2 separate regions of the Homo sapiens genome follow, and region 2 is linked to region 1. Evidence: chromatin contacts called from ENCODE Hi-C data. All regions are on one chromosome and are shown on one strand. The core of a region is the stretch at or near the end of the contact, and the rest is flanking DNA. Distances in the headings are between cores, read along the strand shown.

Region 1 (6,540 bases), core at 2,493-4,992:
CCTCTTCTTTGTCTGATCACTTCTACTTGTCCTTTAAAATCTAATTCAAACATCGTCCCTGGCAACCACTCCCTGAATTCCAATGGCAGTTCACTGTTTCCTCCTTTGTATTCTCAAAGCCCTTCAAACAGATAGTTATTGTCTTATAACCAAATAAATTTGTATAAATGGAAAAGAACATGGAAAGATAGGACAGTCATAACATATTAATTCAAATGAGAATGTTGCACGTTTTACTTACTTTTGTGGAGTCAAAGGAGGCAAATCCCATTAACTTCATCATTTCTATTTCTTCCTCTGTTTTGCCCTCTAAGTCTTCCTCTGCAAAAAAGAATAATTTTGTGACCTCTCTATCATTTCAAATATATACATAAATAAAAAGAGAGGTGGTAACAGATTAATAGTCATTCCACCTCACTAGCAGAGAACACACAAAACAATTAGCTGAAGATGAGTCTAATGAAAAAATTCCTCTTACATTTGGACAGAATGTAACTTATGGTACAAAAAAAAAGTCCTCTCCTTGAAGCCTTTAGACAGGATTACCTTTTAAAAAAAAACCTGGGTTTCATATTAAGGACTACCTTTAATATCAGGCATGACACTATATAGTTCTGAAGACACTTCCAAAATAGAATATTCTCATGTTTTTAACTATCGTTCTATATCAGGAGCACCATAGATAACCAGCAACTTGCTAGGGTGCAATTAAAACAAAATCTCAGGCTGGGCACGGTGGTTCACGTCTATAATCCCAGCACTTTGGGAGGCCGAGGCGGGAGGATCACCTGAGGTCAGGAGTTTGAGACCAGCCTGGCTAACATGGTGAGAACCCGTCTCTACTAAAAATACAAAAATTAGCCGGGCATAGTGGCGGGTGCCTGTAATCCCAACTACTCTGGGACGCTGAGGCACAAGAATTGCTTAAACCCAGGAGGCGGAGGTTGCAGTGAGCCAAGATTGTGCCATTGCACTCCAGTCTGAGTGACAAGAATGAAACTCTATCTCAAAAAAAAAAAAACCAAAAAAAACTCAAAACCATATGCAATGAATACTATAAAAGGCTTAACATTTAAATGTTCAAGATTAAACTTTTATAATTTTATCATCACTGTACTTTTCCTACAGTTATTTATCTAATAACATTACCAGTAATCTGCCGTTCTTTGCTCTTTGTTTCTTTTGTTTCTTTCTTTTCCTCATCTCTTCTTTCTTTCAGTCGAGAAGGGGAAGGAGATGTGGATCTATGTCGTCTTGGAGATCTAATATTTATAAGCAAAGATGTTAGAAACAGACAGACATATCAACTTTGTATCAATCAGCACAGATATACATGAGGTGAGCTCCACAGAACCACGAGTCATTCCGTATAGCAAAGTGAGGAAAAAGGTTCTGCCAAGGCCTTGATTGTTAACAAAAAAATTTTTTAATGTAGTTTACTGCTTAATCATCAGTTGCATTCAGTACAACTAGGGCTAGAAAGCTTTCTGGAAGGCAGAAAAATGTAAATTAAAAGTTTCTAACAACCACACACAAATATACAAAAAAGCTGACTTAAACAGCAATTGATGGTTATTAAGACTCAGAGCCAGGTGGGGCTTGGTGGCTCACGCTACTAATTCCAGCACTTTGGAAAGCAGAGGCAGGAGGATTGCTTGAGCCTAGGAATTCAAGACCAGCCTGGGCAACACAGGGAGACCCTCTCTCTCAAAAAAAAAAAAAACAAACCAAAAAAAAGACTCAGAGCCCATTTCTAATGTTCTTCCAAGATCATCCATTCTTGATTACATACTTGAATAAATCATTATCACCAAAAAGTTAATAAAAAAGAAACAACAGGCCGGGTGCAGTGGCTCACGCCTGTAATCCCAGCACTTTGGGAGGCCGAGGTGGGTGGATCACGAGGTCAGGAGATCAAGACCATCCTGGCTAACACGTTGAAACCCCGTCTCTACTAAAAATACAAAAAAAATTAGCTGGGTGTGGTGGCATGTGCCTGTAGTCCCAGCTACTTGGGAGGCTCAGCAGCAGAATTGCTTGAACCAGGGGAGGCAGAGATTGCAGGGGAGGCGGAGGTTGCAGTGAGCAGATTGCGCCGCTGCACTCCAGCCTGGGTGACAGAGCGAGACTCCGTCTCAAAAAAGAGGAAAAGAAAGGAAAAGGAAAAGAAAAGGAAAGGAAAGGAACGGAAGAAAGAAACAAAAATATAAAATACTTATTTCTTTTTCTTGCCAAGCACCATGCTCTGGGGTTTGCATGCATTATTTCTTACTTACTCTTTCAAGACAACTTTGTGATGTAGAGTACTATTAGCACCATTTAACCAAGGTGAATGTTAGCTTTAGAATAAGGTTGGATTAAGTTTCCTCCATTTCAGGAAACCGTAAATCCCCTTATAAGCGATGAAAACAAAGTTAAGAGCTGCGACCAGTTTCTTAGGGACTTTCGGTAAATAAAACTCTTGGCTTATTTTCTGCCCTTACCGGGAGCGTCTTCGGTGCGGGGATCGCGAGCGGCTCCTTCTCCGATCTCTCTCCCGAGACCTGGACCTTTCTCGGCGCCTGCGTTCTCTCTCCCGGGATGTGGACCGGGAACGCCTACGTTCTAATGCAAACGCACACAAATTGCAGAACTGATAATTACCTCAAATATCTAGAGCTGCGCCGTCCAGTAGAAAAATAATGCAAACCATTACTAGTCACATTAAAAAGGTAAAAAGAGGCTGGGAGCGGTGGCTCACGCCTGTAATCCCAGCACTTTGTGAGGCTGGCGGGCGGATCACAAGGTCAGGAGTTCGAGACCAGCCTGGCCAACGCGGCGAAACCCCGTCTCTAATAAAAATACAAAAATTAGCCAGGCGTGGTGGCACGGACGGGTAATCCCAGCTACTCGGAAGGCTGAGGCATGAGAATCGCTTGAACCCAGGAGGTGGAGGTTGCAGTGAGCTGAGATCGGCCACTGCACTCCAGCCTGGGCGGGCGACAGAGCGAGACTCTGTCTCATTAAAAATAAATAAATTGATTTAAAAAAAAAACGAATCAGGGGCAGAACCGAGGGTCTAAGTTAGATCTCCTAATGGAAGTCCAGGGTTCTTTACGTCGCGCTGCCTCATTTATGGGGCTGGTAGCCAGAAAACATTACGAAGTGAGCTCCCAGGACTCAAAATTCTTAATATCGATTTCCCTGTAATGACCTGGGCAGGAATCTAACATTTATTAAGTATTTAAGAACCAGGCAGAATCACATACTGTATGTTATGGGATGTGACATTAATTCTCACATCAGTTTTTAAAAGTTGGCAATACTACCCTCAATGACTCATTCTGGGAATTCGATTCAGAAAGGCTGAGTAGTGACTTGCCCACCGTCGCCCAGAAATTCAGCAAAGGAACTGAGGTCTAATTCTAAACCCACCGGCCACAGTGTAATAAAAGTTATTGTATGAAGGTGACAAAGACTTAATGAAACTAATTCAGAGACAAACAACTGCCTTCAAACCGGAGAGGGCGGGCTGAAGAGGGCAGGGCCCAGGTCTACGTTCCTTTATCCACCCCTCGCTCTCCGCCTGGGAAAAGGGCCCGCCTCTCTGCTACGCGGCTACCAAAAACAAAACAAAATAAAACAAAAGGGACAGGCCTCCAACAGAGCCCCATATCCTCCGAATTGCTACAGGACTCACCCCTCCGTGGAGAGCGGCTGCGACTGCGACCCATTTGGAGTCCCGCTTCCCGGAAACAACTGTGCAACAACTTCCGGGAGGGCCGGGAACCGAGCTTTTACCGCCGACCAGAAAACGTCAAAACGAGTTGCGAGGGTTCCGGTCTTCTTTGTTCACGGTGGGCATTAAAACATGCGATTTGGTGTTATTATAGAAATTCCTGGAAAATTCAGCCGTATACCCATTATCCTAACACAGCTTTCATTTTTCCCCCATTTTTGTCCACATGCACAAAATAGAGCAAACCAATTGTAAACATAGCATAGACAAACAGCTTATGTTCTTCCACTTTTCCACATAACATTCATAAGGAGTGAATATACCAAAGTTCACTGTCCATCTGCTTTATATTTTCTCATGCCAGCATTGAGAAGGCACCCAAAACCTCCTATGGGCTCTTGGAAGGAAAACTAAAGGCCCCAGATTCCATCCTACCCGACAAAGTACTTCCCCAAAGTTGCCTCTGTCCTCAGGGAAAACAACAACAACAACAACAAAAACTTTAGAATGTTCAAAACTACAAAAATTAGGAGAAAGACTGTCTTGCCCCAAGGCTGAACCGTCTGTGGTAGAGCATAAATATGCTTACCAGGAAAGACTCAAACCTCTATTTCTTATTTTATTTTATTTTGTTCCAGGGTACATTTGCAGGATGTGCAGTTTTGTTACATAGGTAAATGTGTGCCATGGTGGTTCGCTACACCTATCAACCCATTAAGCCTTGCATCTATTAAGCTATTCTTCCCAATGCTCTCCCTCTCCCCAGCTCCTCCCCCTACAGGCCCCAGTGTGTGTTGTTCCTCTCCCTGTGCCCATGTGTTCTCATTGTTCAGCTCCTACTTATAAGTGAGAACATGCAATGTTTGGTTTTCTGTTTCTGTGTTAGTTTGCTGAAGATAATGGCTTCTAGTTCCATCCATGTCCCTGCAAAGGACATTATCTCGTTCCTTTTTATGGCTGTGTAGTATTCCATGGTGTATACGTACCACATTTTTTTAATCCAGTCTATCATTGATGGGCATTTGGGTTGATTCTATGTCTTCGCTATTGTGAATAGTACTGCAGTGAACATATGCGTGCAAGTATCTTCGTAATAAAATTATTTATATTCCTTTGGGTATATACCCAGTAATGGGATTGCTGGGTCAAATGGTATTTCTGGTTTTAGGTCTTTGAGGAAACACCACATTGTCTTCCACAATGGTTGAGCTAATTTACATTCCCACCAACAGTGTAAAAGTGTTGAACCTCTGTTTCTAATCAAACCAACTCTTTTCAGTCAGCTCTCTCTAGAATTATCAAGTCTAGTGACCTGGCTTTTAAAATACAAAGAGCTGGGGGATGGAAAGGGACTTTATTAGGTTGGAAAAAATGCCCACCAATCACATAAATTTTTAATTAGATTTATACATTCAGAGTGGCCTGTTTAATACCTGTCCCAACCCAAACTTCCAGGAAAGATCCAGCCATGACATCTAGGATTTCTACCAACAGCCCCAACCCCCAGATGCCTTTGGAATTACCCTGGCAAAGCATGCACTAGGTGTAGAATGGGGAGGTTCAAGGGAGGTGCAGACCCCAGGGAAGAAGATTTAGGGACATCATTGGAGAAACACACCACTAATGATAGCCAGGCGTGGTGACGCATGCTTGTAATCCCAGCTACTTGGGAGGCTGAGGCAGGAGAATTGCTTGAACCTGGGAGGTTGAGGTTGCAGTGAGCTGAGACTGCGCCACTGCACTCCAGCCTGGGCGACAGAGTGGGACTCCGTCTCAAACAAAAAAAAAAAAAAAGAAAGAAGAAGCACACCACTAATGATTGAAGAAATTATCCACAGGAAAGACAGGATTTATGGGAAGCCTAAGGGGGTATGTACTAGATGTGTAAGAGAGGAAGAACATGGTGGCCTCAGGTGGTGGCTGAAAATACTCTTTCTTTCTCTTTCTCTTTCTCCTTCTCCCCTCAGGGCTGGGGTCTCATCTGATGAAAATGCTTTTTAAGAAACCCCTCACCCGGCGCGGTGGCTCACGCCTGTAATCCCAGCACTTTGGGAGGCCGAGGCGGGCGGATCACGAGGTCAGGAGATCGAGACTACAGTGAAACACCGTCTCTACTAAAAATACAAAAAATTAGCCGGAGGTGGTGGCGGGTGCTTGTAGTCCCAGCTACTCGGGAGGCTGAGACAGGAAAATAGTGTGAACCTGGGAGGTGGAGCTTGCAGTGAGCCGAGATCGCGCCACTGCACTCCAGCTGGGCGGTAGAGTGAGACTCCGTCTCAAAAAAAAAAAAAAAAAAAAAAAAAAAAAGAAACCCCTCTAGGACTAAAAATGATTGGAAGGTATGCTGGGGATCAGTTGAATACACAAAGATTTTTTGAATGCATGCGATGCACAGGACACTATACCCCTTTGGCACTAGATTGAAAAGATGAGTAAGACATGGTCCCTGCCTCAAGGAGCTTGCACTCTAGCTGTGGAGGCAGACAGAGGAAGACACCTCTTCACTGTAATGTGGTAATATAAAATATGCACAGTGTGCTAAGGTGACATGAAAGAAGGCTATTCAGCCTAATTTGTCCAAGAGGGTTTCCTGGAATAATAATAATAGCTAATACATACTGTGCTAACTAAATGCCAGGCACTGTTATAAAAATGTTTATGTACACACACATTCACACACAATTAGTTGAGCTGTGAGACTGAAAAGAATACATTGTCCAAGCGAAGAGTAGGAGTAGCAGCAATAGCAAAGGCACAGAGATGTGTCACATTATGACATACACAAGCACTGAAAGAGGTTTGATATTATCATCACTTTGAGT
Region 2 (6,723 bases), core at 75-2,574, 1.1 Mb before region 1:
GACATTAAGCACATTCACACTGTTGTGATGCCATCAGCACCATCCATCTTCCCAAACTGAAACCCTGTATCCATTAAAAAGTAACTCCCCATTCTTTGTCCCCCAGACCCTGGCAAGCACCATTTAACTTTCTGCCCATGATTTTGACTACTCTGGGTACCTCATATGAGGGGAATCATACAATGTGTGTCCTTCCCTATTTGGCTTATTTCACTTAGCATCATGCCTTCAAGGTTCATTGATGTTGTAGCATGTGTCAGAATTTCACTTCATTTTAAGGCTAGATAATATTCCATTGTATGTTTATAGCACTTTATGTCTATCTTTTCGTCAACCGATGGACATTTGGGTTGCTTCCCTCTTCTGACCATTGTGAATAATGCTATGAATATTGGTATACAAATGTCTCTGCTTTCTCAGTTCTTTTGGGTATATACCCAGAAGTAGAATTGCTAAATCATACGGTAATTGTTTTTTTTAGGAATACGTATTTTTATGCAGGAAAAATATGATTCTGAAATAAGCCTACTAGACTCTTGTTCTACATACTTTATTTTGCATGCCTGTCTCCGCCACTAGATGGGAGACTTGTTGACAAGGACTAACCGGTTCCAGGTGCCCCTCAGGAACCCTCCCAGAGGTGTAGTAAATGCATCCAGCGCCTAGCGGACGCCCTGCGTGCCCGGCAAGGGGTGAGGTGCAGGCGATACAAAGGTGCAGAATGTACCCCAAAAGAACAGCCTAGAGGGGAATTAGGCCGGAGGATGACCGATTAAAATCACCCCAACTCCTGATTGTGCCGCTTCCTAGGTGCATGACCCAGGGCAACTTCCTTTGGCCCCGGCTTCCCCGTCTATAAAATGATTTACATTATCTGCTCAAATTTCCGACAAGAACACACCTCGCCTTTATCACAGAGCGTGGCACATATTAGGAATTCAATAATTTTGTCCCTATCACCTGCGATAGCAAGAGACAGACTTGTCCGCAACCTGCCGGGAGGCAGGTTCTGGGGAGGTTGCTGGGGCGCGGTCGGGCGGCCCTGTCCGGCCCTGGACCACCTCCAGGCTGGTACGGGAGTGCACAGGGAGGGACTGGAGGCTGCACTCCGAGCCCCAGTATGGGCGCTTGGTCGTCTCCGCCCCTGGGCACCGTCCCGCCTCCCTCTGGCTGCAGCGGTCTGCATTCATTCCCCTCAGTGGAGCGGGGGATCCTGGCGGGGCAGCGGCGGTTGGCCCTCCTCTCCGGCGGGCGGCGCTAGCGCGAGCCTGGCCCCGGGCAGCGCTAGGGCCGGGCTCCTCTCGGCGGCGGCGCACCGTCGTCCTGTCGTCCGCGGGGCGGGGACGCGGCGGCGGCGGCGGCGGTGGCGGCTGTGTGTCGCCGGAGCCGAAGCGCGCAGGCCCGTCCCGGTGGCCGGGGAGCGGGCGGGTGGGGGCGCCATGTGGTTCATGTACCTGCTGAGCTGGCTGTCGCTCTTCATCCAGGTGGCCTTCATCACGCTGGCTGTCGGTGAGACTGCACGACCCCGGCCCGCGCGGGCTCCCGCCCCGGCATCGGTGCTCGTTGGGGGTCGCATCGCGGGGGTTTCGGAGCCACTCGGGGGACCACTGCCCGGCGCTCCCGGCCTTCGCCGCCCCAACCCCTTCCCGCCTGATCCTGCCCCTCCTGTCGAGCCTGGCAGCCCGGCCTGACCGTGGCTCCTTCCAGGTGTCACAGAGTCCGCTCCGGCACTGCCCGAGAAAGGGTGACTCGAGTGCCGCCCCCGCGTCTGCGGACCGCTAACCGCTGCGGCTCCCACTCTTCGCGGGCCTGCCGCGCGGAACTTTTCCCCAACGCCTACCGCCGCCTTTGCGCCTCTGGCCCTTCATGCTCCCTGCTCTCTCCACCTTTGACACTTCTCCTCTGGCTGGTTCCCATTCGGCCTCAGTTGAGATGTCATCTTTTCCGGGAAGTCCACAGGGGTTGATGGTCCAGCAGTGCCCTGTCCTTTCCCTAAAGTAGCATTTCTCACACTAAACTCGTCTGTCTCTCCCTACTGTTCCCCTTCCCTTTCCCAAGCTGGGTCAGGGAAGGACCCTTGTCTGTCTTTTTCAGCTGTATTCTCAGCCCAGGGACCTGGCTCATGCCAAGTGCCCAGCAGGTGTTTATTGAATACGTGAAATTCCGTTTTCTGAGCCAGAGGTTATCATTGTACTGTGGCATCAAATGCAGACTTTCGTTGATTTTTATGAGATTTGTCCTTAGTTGCCCTAAGAAAGTTTTACTTCTCCAGACTTGGAAGGGCAACACATGGGATGTTTGGTTTGTTCTTGACCTTCTGGGGTCCATGAAGGGTGGATGGGGACTGGGCTGCAGAGAGAGGGGTGACCAGGATGGTGGGAGTGACCCTGGCTGATAGTCTCCCTGCCTCCCACCCTGCAGCGGCTGGACTCTATTACCTGGCAGAACTGATAGAAGAATACACAGTGGCCACCAGCAGGATCATAAAATACATGATCTGGGTAAGTGGCATCTTTCTCCAGGAGTCCTCCTCACTCTTTTGCCCTGCCTCAAAAGCAGGAAGTGGGGAGAGTTTGGCATGGATGATGAGGCCTGTGTCTCTGCTGTTTCCTGAGCATACACTCTTACCTCCTTGCCCTGAACGCTGTCTTTTGGGTCTGCACTCCTGGGCCCAGATCTTCCCTGGCCGCCTTCCCCAAGTGGCATTGTTTCACTGCAGGCCTTGTGCTCTAGTCCTTAAGGTGACAGCGAAGTGTACTTCTCTGTTGACAAGACCGTAGATTTGACTTTGCTTAGCTCTCTCCCGCTGTCTTTAGCCCTTTGCTCTGCTCACAGCATTTAAAACTTAGAGGAGCCATAAGACAGTTTTGCATATATGTTCATTGCCATCTTTCTAATCGGATCAAGTGATTTGTCCTAAGATCGGCACAGCTTCGCTGCCCTCGCCCTTCCCTGGTCTCATGGGAGGCTTCTCTTACTGAAGACACAGTCCTTGCCACTGATATCAAAGCCATAGGGGTGACTGCTGGTGGACAGACTTCCTTCAGCTGCAGGAAAGGCTGGGGGTAGGGGTGCCATTGGAGAGAAAGCGTCCACAGCCCCTCAAGTCGCCTGGTGTCAGCAGCCATGTGCACTCTGGGCATGGCTGAGGTTGGGAGTTCACAGTGGAGGCAAGACTATAGCCCTCAGCTCTGGTCCAGAGGCCCAGCTTGTGGGTGTTGGCACAGTAATTAGCCCTTCATTCAGCCAACTGTCATTTGCTAAGCACTGACAACTGTAGGTACTTATCAGTAGTGTTTTTCAAACTGTAGGCATGATTCATTATTTGGCTGTATAGTAGGTCACAATCAGCATTTTTTAAAAAAAGGAACATAAATAGAATTGAAATTTGAGCTTTGAATCATATATATGTATATATGTGTTGGGGTCACAGTGTAAAATGTTTTTCTTTTTCTTTTTTTTTTTTTGAGATGGAGTTTCGCTCTTATTACCCAGGCTGGAGTGCAGTGGCACAATCTCAGCTCACCGCAACCTCTGCCTCCTGGGTTCAAGCGATTCTCCTGCCTCAGCCTCCCGAGTAGCTGGGATTATAGGCATGTGCCACCATGCCTGGCTAATTTTGTATTTTTAGTAGAGATGGGGTTTCTCCATGTTGGTCAGGCTGGTCACAAACTCCCAACCTCAGGTGATCTGCCTGCCTTGGCCTCCCAAAGTGTTGGGATTCCAGGCGTGAGCCACCTCGCCTGGCAGATGTTTTTCTTACTGTGGGTTGCTGTCAAAAAGTTTGAGAAATGGGCTGGGTGCGGTGGCTCACACCTGTAATCCCAGCACTTTGGGAGGCCATCAGAAGTTTGAGACCAGCCTGGCCAACATGGCAAAACCCTGTCTCTACTAAAGACACAAAAATTAGCTGGGCGTGGTTGTGCATGCCTGTAGTCCCAACTACTCAGGAGGCTGAGGCAAGAGAATTGCTTGAATCCAGGAGATCGCGCCACTGCACTCCAGCCTGGATGACAGAGTGAGACTCCGTCTCAAAAAAAAAAAAAAAAATGTTGCCTTTTGGGAGCAGAGAACCTAGCTGGGGAGGCCAGACCTGTGAAATGAGGAGATTGAAGCATGAACCTAGTGCTGCCCAGAGCGGGCTGGGGGTTGGTGAGTCCAGGAACGTTGCCTGGAAGAAGCGCCCTGCACTGTCTGCCTCTGGTTGTTTCAGTTCTCCACCGCTGTACTGATTGGCCTCTACGTCTTTGAGCGCTTCCCCACCAGCATGATTGGAGTGGGCCTATTCACCAACCTCGTCTACTTTGGCCTCCTCCAGACCTTCCCCTTCATCATGCTGACCTCGCCTAACTTCATCCTGTCGTGTGGTGAGAGGGGACAGAGTTGGGGAGGCAGCTGATGTGGTTGGGTGTGCCCATCTCCATCCTGGGCACTAAAGGGGATACAGAAAAAGGAAGCCAGCTGTTGAAGTCCTCCAGGAAGCCAGGCTAGTTGGGAAGATGCGGTTCTTACTGCTGAGGACTCTAGAGCCCACCTTGGCTCTAGTGAATAGAATTTGTTGGGGCTGGGGACTCAGACAGGGAGGGCTTTCCCAGAGAGGTAAGTTTGAAGGAGAGTTTGGGAAAGAAGAGGTTGTGGATTGGCTGAGGCAGGGCCCCCAACTGAGCAGTTCCAGCCTCAAAAAAACCACTTGGCCAGAAAAAGCCCAAAGCCCTTCCGGTAGGCAGGCAGCTGTCCGTCCAGTCCTCTGACCCAAAGTCATTGTTAGGACTGGAGCCTCATGGGGCTGTGAGCACCTTGCAGACTCTGGCCTGGTGTGAATGCCTCCTGGGGGCTGCAGCTTCTCATCTCATTCTCACTGGCTGCCGCTGCCTCGGGCTTGAGCCTGGATGTGGAGGACCCAGTCTTCTTGGCGTTGCCCTGCCACCACTTTCTGACCCTGGGGAATCATTGGCCCTCTCTGGGCCTTAGCTTCTCCATCTATTCAGAGAGGATGTTTCTGAAAGAACTATTGGGAGACTCAGTGGGCATATAGTAGGTGCATATAGGTATTTACAGATATTCCTGGAAAAGGCTTCGGAAAGTATTTTGGTTGCCAAGATTGCCATTGCTCCTGTTCATCATTGCTGGCTACCCTAGCTTTCAGTCAGGGTATCAGATGGAGTTAGGGGTTTTTTAGAGTGACTTTTCTATTTCTATGAGAGAGCCTGGAGGGTGAATATTATCCACACAAAGGGCATATTGTTAAAGCCAAAACTGGTTTCTTCCTTGGGTGTGATTTCACCAAAGAATTTGTTCAGCAGAGGTTTGTTAGGGAGCCCTTCCATGGAGACCAGGCCCCTCTGTCCAGGGAAGAAGTCCTGCCCCCAGCCCCTCAGCAGCAGGCTCCCCTGACTTCACTCCCTTGATCTGCCCTTTAATGCCTAAAAGAGTTTTTCCAAAAGATCTTGTGGGCACCAGGCACTATCCTACCTCCCATTATCTCTTAGCCCTAGAGTGTGGCTAGGCATAGCAGAACTGTAGTCTTTGCCTTAGAATGGGAGAGGCAGGAGAGAAGAAAGGAGACATGAGAATTGCTGTGAGGTGTGTGTGAGGGGACAGTCAGTTTCAGGGGACATGTTCTTTCTGGTGCCTGCCCTTCACCTCACCATGGGAACCGGCAGGGATGACTGTCTCTTGAGCAGCCTGTGTCCAGGATATGCACACGTGCCCTCTTTTATAAACTCAGTTACACACCAAGGAGGGGTGGCTGTGTGTGTGTGTGTGTCCAGAACGTATCAGTTCACACCGGTATGCCTTACCTGGGGGCAGGATGAGGAGGGACCCCCTCCCCCAGAATGTTGAGGAACCTGAAGACTGCACCTCAAAGCATCTAGCAAGTCTTGCCCTTTTATTCCTGAGGAGTGAGAGCCTTTTTATTTGAGCAGGCCTTCTCCTTGCTGCCCAGTTTGTTTATTTGAGCAGGCCTTCTCCTTGCTGCGAGTTTGGAGTAGAGCCTCTTAGGGGCGTCTGGTCTGCACACCCATGATTTCTCCCCACCTGTCACTGTGGGAGAGCTTTCTTTAGCCCTCACATCCACGAAAAACGAGGTTCATCGTCATGATGCTTTGGATTATGTAACATAGAAGTCTCACTTTTATAACATGCAAAGAGCCTTCTTCTAATTTTACTCAGAATGCCCTGTGCAGTGGGCAGGTTGAGGCTCATTCTCCCATTTTAGCAGATGGGAAACGGTTCTAGGCAGTAGCCTACTCTGAGTTGAGTGTAAAGTCAGGCCTAAGACTCCATGGAGGCTCCCAACTTCTGAGGGCCTTTTGAAGTTAAAAGTACAGCTTTCTGTTATTCCCCTTAAACTGACTGACTCTTCATTCCCTCAACAGGACTAGTGGTGGTGAATCATTACCTAGCATTTCAGTTTTTTGCAGAAGAATATTATCCCTTCTCAGAGGTAAGAAGTGTCCAGCACATTCAGCTGTTAACAGGGACAGGGTAGTAAAAGGGAACTTGCATGGTTTACTTTATAAACTTAGCTATGATTTGAAACTGAATCTGTTCAAGGATTACATGTTTGAAAAAAACAAAACATAGATGGTTTGAGAAAGCTGTGTGGATGGGGACAGACTGTGCTCATTTGGCCGAGGTGGGGAGGACACTGCTCTTCCTCAGTGAGTCCTTTGGGTCCCCCTCGAGGGGTCATCCTGAGGTCAGGAAGGGGTACTAGGG

What was found. Hi-C counts contacts between places; a loop is a spot of excess contacts on that map. Pooled maps may share reads with other maps.
Region 2: a loop to region 1 is called in a map of CD8-positive, alpha-beta T cell, with 5 times the contacts of the local background. The contact joins the promoter of TEX261 here to the promoter of SNRNP27 in region 1. A Hi-C loop is called at or near these places in 2 of 168 maps with a recorded cell type or tissue (CD8-positive, alpha-beta T cell and naive thymus-derived CD4-positive, alpha-beta T cell), 1 of 37 single-sample maps with no recorded cell type and 6 of 50 pooled maps.

What each region holds. Positions count from the first base shown.
Region 1 is chr2:69,891,158-69,897,697 of GRCh38, reverse strand. SNRNP27 (small nuclear ribonucleoprotein U4/U6.U5 subunit 27) reads right to left here and starts at 3,742. Exons shown (of 6, transcript NM_006857.3): 1 at 3,680-3,742; 2 at 2,484-2,604; 3 at 1,150-1,262; 4 at 242-321. The coding sequence starts at 3,713. RefSeq lists enhancers at 2,247-3,181, 3,380-3,439, 3,182-4,117.
Region 2 is chr2:70,989,474-70,996,196 of GRCh38, reverse strand. TEX261 (testis expressed 261) reads left to right here and starts at 1,324. Exons shown (of 6, transcript NM_144582.3): 1 at 1,324-1,509; 2 at 2,422-2,501; 3 at 4,214-4,367; 4 at 6,381-6,448. The coding sequence starts at 1,440. RefSeq lists an enhancer at 513-562 and silencers at 1,103-1,632, 1,663-1,752.